Linked DNA regions of Homo sapiens: region 2 is linked to region 1. A link is a contact called in ENCODE Hi-C or POLR2A ChIA-PET data. All regions are on one chromosome and are shown on one strand. Each heading gives the region's core, a stretch centred on a gene start or an enhancer-like site at or near the end of the contact. The rest is flanking DNA. Distances are from core to core; before and after follow the strand shown. Region 1 has its middle 14 kb from the start of TNFSF9. Region 2 overlaps ADGRE1 (adhesion G protein-coupled receptor E1).

Region 1 (3,409 bases), core at 36-2,535:
TTCGAGACCAGCCTGACCAACATGGTGAAACCCTGTCCTTACTAATAATACAATAAAAAAAAAAAATTAGACGGGCGTGGTGGTGCATGTCTGTAATCCCAGCTACTCGGGAGCCTGAGGCAGGAGGATCACTTGAACCCGGGAGTCGGAGGTTGCAGTGAGCCGAGATCGCACCATTGCACTGCAGCCTGGACGACAAGAGCAAAACTCCGTCTCCAAAAAAAAAAAAAAAAAAAAAAGCAGAAAACAGAGTGGGGCACGAAGAGTCTCCAGGCCCTATTCCCAGGTCACTAATGATTGGGAAATGGGCGGGGCCTGGGAGAATGACAGGGAGGTGTGAGGGACTGAGGAGTGGGCAGGGTCTGGGAGGCTGATAACAGGGGAAGTGGGCGGGGCCTGGAGATAATATTGGGAGGAACTGTGGCGTGGGAAGGGCCTGGAGCGGACAGCAGGGGAAGTGGGCGGGGCCTGGGGAGAATGACAGGGAAGTGGGAGGGACTAAGGAGTTAGCAAGGGCTGGGAGACAAATAACTATGAAGTGGGCGGAGTCTAGGGAGAATGACCGTGGGGTAGGGGAACTGAGGAGTGGGCTGGGCCTGGGAGTCTGCTGGGGAAGCGGACGGTCCTCGAGAGAATGACAGGAAAGTGGGAAGGACTGAGGAGTGGGCAGAGCCTGAGAGGCAAACGGATGGGTACGAGGGCGGGGCCTGGGGAGAAGCTAGGGAGGTGGGAGGCGGATGACAGCGGAATGGGGCTTCGGTAGACTGACAGGATCAGTCGTGGAAGGGGCGGGCCCATCTTTCTCTTGAACCCGCGAGCCAAAGCCACGTTGGTGCTGGTGATCATCCAGGCTGAGCGCTGGGCATTCCCAGTCTCGGGCGATTTCTTGGCGTTACTTCCAGGCTGAGAGCCATGACTAGGCGAGCTTCGGCCGTGGGACCGAAGACCTCCCACCCTCAGCACTCTAACCTCCCCGACCCTGCCCTCGCTGTGCCTCGTTGGGAATCCGCCTCCGGGGTCTTCCGCGGTCCAGGAGCCGCACCTGCCGGGTGGAGACGCGGGGCTGGCTGGGGTGCGGGAGTAGGAGGTCTTCGGTCCAACCGCCTCCAACCCATTCCTGCTTCCGACGTTCTGTTCCCGCGCTTAATGCCCTGCCCGATCCAGTTCCGGCCTCCCATCTCCCCTTCCCGCGTCTCCACGCTCTTTCCTTCCCCGGTTCTGCCGTGAATGCTCCCAAGTCCTAGAGCACCGGAACTCCCCGCGCGCCTTGGCTCCTGGGCCCCAGCTCCGTGCAGTCCTGGACTGGGGCTCCAGGTCCACCAGGGGGCGCCCGCTGCCCAAGCTGGGTATCGCTGCGGAGAAAAGGGGCCCAGAGTGATTGTTCCTCAGGGGAGGGAGGGGGAGGTCCCCAGAGGGAAGGGCCTGAGTTTCCTCTTGGGGGATGGATCCTAGGTGGTCTGAGGGGTGAGTCCTGGGTTCCCTGGCGGGAGTGGATCTTGGGTGGTCCTCTGTGGGTACAGGGTGGAACTTGGGTGTTCTGAGGGGTAGTCCCTGGGGACTCCTCTGGGAGCGGGGCAGACCTTGGATGGTCGTAGGATTGGACCTGGACCTCTGTGTGTGTGATTGTGCATGCCCATAACGTGTGTTCTTGCGTTATGTCTATGACTAGCCATGGTGCCTGCCATGTATGTGTATCTACGATTGTGTCTTTGGGTGTCTGTCTCAGTGTGTAACCGTGTACGTGTGTGTTGTGTACCTCCATGTCTGTTTTGGTATGTGTGTGATGGTGTGTCTGTGTTGGTGTGTTCTAGTCTCGGTGTGTTTGGTTATATGCCCTGAATATATGTCTCTTGTGTCCTTGTGTGTGTCTGTTGCTAGCTTTTTTTTTTTTTTTGAGGCAGAATCTTACTCTGTCATCCAGGCTGGAGTACAGCGGCGCCATCTTGGCTCACTGCAACCTCTGCCTCCCGGGTTCAAGCGAGTCTCCCATCTCAGCCTCCTTAGTAGCTGGGACTACAGGCACTCACCACCACGCCCGGCTATTTTTTTTTTTTTTTTTTTTTTGTATTTTTGGTAGAGACAGGGTTTCACCATGTTGGCCAGGTTGGTCTCGGACTCCTGACCTCAAGTGATCTGACTGCCTTGGCATCCCAAGGTGCTGGGATTACAGGCGTGAGACACTGCACCCGGTCTGTGGCTAGCTTTGATGGTTGTTGTGTATCTATGATTGTGTGTCCAGGTGTGTGTGTGTGTGTGTGATTGTGTGTATGTCTGCATGGTGTGTCTGTATGTCTGTCTTGTTTTGTGTGATTGTATATGTCCAGAATGGGTGTGCCCTTTGTGTTCTGGTGTCTGTGTGTGTCTACTTGTGTCCCTCCCCCAGGGGAGTTGGAAAGTCCTTTCCAGGTAGTTACCCTGCTGGGATTCCCTTTCCAAAGCGGGTTGACTTCCCAGCACCGTGAGCTGCCTCTTCATGCTCTTGGAAGGGGTCGCTGGGTCTGCCCCAAGTCTGCCTGGGTCTTCCCCAACCCTGACTCCTCCTTCCACTGCCCTCAACAGGGAAACACCATTTCCTGCCTTTGATGTCACTAGGTACAAAAAGTTTCCTTCCTCCAAGTGGCTCTGGCCACTGGTTTCTTTCTGCGTGTGTGAAAGCTGGCCACGATTCTGTGCTTAATGTTAAAACAAAAAGAATAAAACAAAGCAAACAAAACGAACCCATGGAAAATGCAAGCATGCAAAATCATACACCATGAAACATCCACATCTTCTCACCCCAATACCCTCAATTTTTGCACATCTTTCTGAAATGTTTTATACAAACCTATTTCTGCTCTGAAACCCAAAGCGTGCATTCTGCACATAGCAGCCTGCACCTTGCTTTCGTTTCTTTTTTTCCTCACTTGGTTATTCTTTTAAAGGTTTTTTTTTGTTCCCCCGAGACAGAATCTCACTCTGTTGCCTAGGCTGGAGTGCAGTGGCATGATGATCTCGGCTCACTGCAGCCTCTGCCTCCTGGGTTCAAGTGATTCTCCTGCCTCAGCCTCCTGAGTAGCTGGGATTACAGGCATGCGCCACCACACCTGACTAATTTTTGTATTTTTAGTCGAGATGGGGTTTCCCCATGTTGGCCAGGCTGGTTTCGAACTCCTGACCTCGTGATCCACCTGCCTGGACCTCCCAAAGTGCAGGGATTACAGGCGTGAGCCACCATGCCCAGCCTCTTTTTTTTTTTTTTTTTTTTTGAGATGGAGTCTCACTCTGTTGTCAGGCTGGAGGGCAGTGGTGTGATCTCGGCTCACTGCAACCTCCACCTCCCCGGTTTAAGCGATTCTCCTGCCGCAGCCTCCCGAGTAGCTGGGACTACAGGGGCCCGACACCACGCCCAGCTAATTTTTGTATTTTTAGT
Region 2 (3,625 bases), core at 1-2,500, 410 kb after region 1:
CACTCACTTCCCAGCTTCTTACCTGCTTGACTCCTTGTGACAGCTCTCAGTTTAAACTTATGTCCCTGATCGTGTTATGAATTATAGTGGTTCCTCCTATTACTTGTTTTTGTTTGTTTGTTTGTTTGTTTTTGATACTGAGTTTCGCTCTTGTTGCCCAGGCTGGAGTGCAATGGCACGATCTTGGCTCACTGCAACCCCTGCCTCTTGGTTCAAGCAATTCTCCTGCCTCAGCCTCCTGAGAAGCTGGGAATACAGGCATGAGACACTATGCCCGGCTAATTTTTTTGTATTTTTAGTAGAGACGGGGTTTCACCATTTTGGCCAGGCTAGTCCTGAACTCCTGACCTCAGGTGATCCACCCGCCTTGGTCTCCCAAAGTGCTGGGATTATAGGCTTCAGCCATCACGCACGGCCCCTCCTGTTACTTTCTAAACCAGAGGTTCTCTCCCTGGGTGCTTTTTGTCCCCAGGGGAGACTTGGCAATGTCTGGGGACATTTTTCCTTGTCACAACTGGAGCAGCGTGCTACTGCTCTCTGGTGGGTAAAGGTTAGGGATACTGCTAAGTATCTTGTCGTGCCCAAGGCAGCCCTCCACGGCAGAGAATGACTCTGCAATAATGTTACAGATGTCGATAATGCTACAGTTTAGAATCTCTACTTCCCTTTATTTTTCTTTTCTTTTTTTAAATTTTTAATTTTTTTAGTTTTTTTGAGACAGGGTCTTGCTATGTCACCCAGGCTAGAGTGCAGTGGCCGAATCACAGCTCCTTATAGCCTACCAGGCTCAAGCGATCCTCCCACGTTTGCCTCCCAAGTACCTGGGACCACAGGCCTGTGCCACCATGTCTGGCTAATTTTTGTATTTTTGTATAGAGAGGGGGGTTTCATCATGTTGCCCAGTCTGGTCTCAAACTCCTGGGCTTGAGCGATCTGCCTGCCTCAGCCTTCCAAAGTGCTGGGATTACAAGCATGAGCCACCACACCCAGCCAGTAAAACTTTATTTACAAGGCAGGCAGCCAGCCTATGGGGTCTAGTTTGCTGAACCCGCCTGTTTTCAACCATTCCCTAAAGTAGGGTGATCGACAATCAGTTTTCCTAAAACTCTTCCTGTTTTAGAACTGAAAGTCATGCGTCTTGGGAAATCTTAGGTCCAGACAAACCAGGACCATGGGTCTCCTTACCAAGAAGTGCTCCTCCCTGTGGTCAAGAACCACTGCACCTCTCTATAAATGTTTGTGAGATGAATGAGTGAGCTAGGTTTGGGGAATTTCCAGCCGAGGAGTCTCTCTCTTCCTTTCTTCCTTTCGATTTCTCTCTGGGGTGGAGGATTCTGATGCGCATGCTTCTCCCCTCCAGATGGGCTGCGCCATCATCGCGGGCTTCCTGCACTACCTTTTCCTTGCCTGCTTCTTCTGGATGCTGGTGGAGGCTGTGATACTGTTCTTGATGGTCAGAAACCTGAAGGTGGTGAATTACTTCAGCTCTCGCAACATCAAGATGCTGCACATCTGTGCCTTTGGTTATGGGCTGCCGATGCTGGTGGTGGTGATCTCTGCCAGTGTGCAGCCACAGGGCTATGGAATGCATAATCGGTGAGTGACATCCTCTCTCTTCCTGAAGACCCTGCTGCCAGGGCTTATGGTGATAATGACATGAGCAACAAGAAGAGTAACAACAGTAGCAGTAGTTGTGGCTACCATTTATCGAGCTCTTCTATTATGTACTATTGGTTTCAGGACCACCATGTACAGCAGCATGGGTTGTGCACTGCACAAATCCAGGATCACTACTATTTGAGGTTTATGTTCCAGGAAGAGAACATCTGGTTTACCTAACTTGATTATTTTCCTTTTCTTGCGTGTATGACATGGGGGGTGGTGGGGGTGAAAGTGGGAAAGGAATACTTCTGCATGGTGGTGTGCACCTGTAATCCCAGCTACTCGGGAGGCCGAAGCAGAAGAATCACCTGAACCCGGGAGGCGGAGGCTGCAGTGAGATGAGATGGCATCATTGCACTCCAGCCTGGGGGACAAGAGCGAGACTTCATCTCAGAAAAAAGTGGGGGGAATATTGGGGTGCTGTTATTGAACATGACGGAATGGTTGTTGTGTTGTAAAAGCAGCTAATGTACACTAGAGACATAATAAAAGGAGCCAATCCTTTCTTCCTCCCTCCCACTCTCCCTCCCTCCCTCCTCCCTTCTTCCTCCCTCCCCTCTTCCCTCCCTCCTTCCTTCCTCCCTCCCTCCCTCCCTTCCTTCCTTGCCTTCCTTCCCTTCCCTCCCTCCCTCTCTTCCTCCCTTCCTCCCTCCCTTCTTTCCTTCTTTCCTTCCTTTCTTCGAATAAACAATTTTATGAAATATCTTGTCTATGCTAGGCTGTGCTCTGAGTGCTGAGTATTCAGAGATGAACAAACACCTAAGGCCCAAATTCTCATGAAACTCATAGTCTAGTAGTGGAAGACAGTTTGCAGTTACACAAGCAATTAAACAAGGTAACTTACGATAGTGATAGCTGCTGTTTTAAAAATGCAGTGAGCTCTGCTAGATGGATACCAGGAGCAGAGACAGGTTGCCCTATCTAAGGATAGTCAGGAGTGGCTTCTCAGAGGAGGTGACATTTGAGCTGAGATTTATTTATTTATTTATTTATTTGTTATTTATTTATCTTGAGACAGAGTTTTGCTCTTGTCACCCAGGCTGGAGTGCGGTGGCGTGATCTCAGCTCACTGCAACCTCCACCTCCTGGGTTCAAGCGATTCTCCTATCTCAGCCTCCCAAGTAGCTGGGATTACAGGCGTGAGACCCCACGCCCGGCCTGAGCTGAGATTTGAATGATAAGGTGTACCAGTGGAGAGTTCTGCATAGAGGGAAACAGGATTACAAAGTTGTGAATTGGGAAATGAGCTCAACCTTGGGCACTAGGTAAACATTTCAGGTACATTTGCCCAGGAAGAAGGTCTAAAAGAGGAAGCGCAGTGATCTAAAGGAAACTGAACTGCAACCGGGACCATCCTGAGCATCATCTGAGTCTCACCTCCCAGTGTTCTCCTCCACTAGGGCATTTGTTGGGACAGGGTTAACTGTAAGGTCAGGACTCTGAGACAAGCGCTGACTCCTCCTATTTCTCTCCACAGCTGCTGGCTGAATACAGAGACAGGGTTCATCTGGAGTTTCTTGGGGCCAGTTTGCACAGTTATAGTGGTAAGCAAATACTACAACAGCCTGGCGAAGTGTGTTCTGAAGGAGGAGCAAGGAGACCTGCGAGATCTGGAATTTCCAGGGACGTGTGCAGCTGAGAGGGTCACTTATTCCCATCAAAAGTTCTCCTTTCCAGGCCGGGCGTGGTGGCTCACGCCTGTAATCCCAGCACTTTGGGAGGCTGAGGCGGGTGGATCACCTGAGGTCAGGAGTTCGAGAACAGTCTGGCCAACTTGGCGAAACCCCATCTCTGCTAAAAATACAAAAAATTAGCTGGGTGTGGTGGCGAGCACTTGTAATCCCAGCTACTTAGGAGGCTGAGGCAGGAGAATCGCTTGAATCCAGGAGACATGGAGGTTGCAGTGAGCCAAATTCATGCCACTGTACTCCAGCCTGGGCAACAGAGTGAAACTCCGTCTCAA

Evidence for each region. Hi-C counts contacts between places; a loop is a spot of excess contacts on that map. ChIA-PET counts read pairs that join two places held with the same protein, here RNA polymerase II (POLR2A). Pooled maps may share reads with other maps.
Region 2: a loop to region 1 is called in a pooled map, with 5 times the contacts of the local background. The contact joins two enhancer-like sites. A Hi-C loop is called at or near these places in 2 of 50 pooled maps. POLR2A ChIA-PET finds 5 or more read pairs at or near these places in 3 of 52 experiments (A673, HEK293 and activated naive CD4-positive, alpha-beta T cell).

What each region holds. Positions count from the first base shown.
Region 1 is chr19:6,515,731-6,519,139 of GRCh38, forward strand. No RefSeq gene overlaps it. Among named protein-coding and RNA genes, the nearest start is that of TNFSF9, 14 kb to the right of the region's middle. RefSeq lists enhancers at 402-942, 2,284-2,333, 2,384-2,513 and a silencer at 804-973. Within about 2 kb of position 1,286, at least 32 of the 41 ENCODE cell types and tissues checked have a DNase peak (open chromatin) inside an H3K27ac peak, as active enhancers do.
Region 2 is chr19:6,925,006-6,928,630 of GRCh38, forward strand. ADGRE1 (adhesion G protein-coupled receptor E1) reads left to right here. Exons shown (of 21, transcript NM_001974.5): 16 at 1,361-1,596; 17 at 3,140-3,206. All of the region lies in intron 1 of LOC105372256 (a long non-coding RNA gene), which reads right to left. Among named protein-coding and RNA genes, the nearest start is that of ADGRE1, 39 kb to the left of the region's middle. RefSeq lists an enhancer at 1,280-1,519. Within about 2 kb of position 1,251, at least 2 of the 41 ENCODE cell types and tissues checked have a DNase peak (open chromatin) inside an H3K27ac peak, as active enhancers do.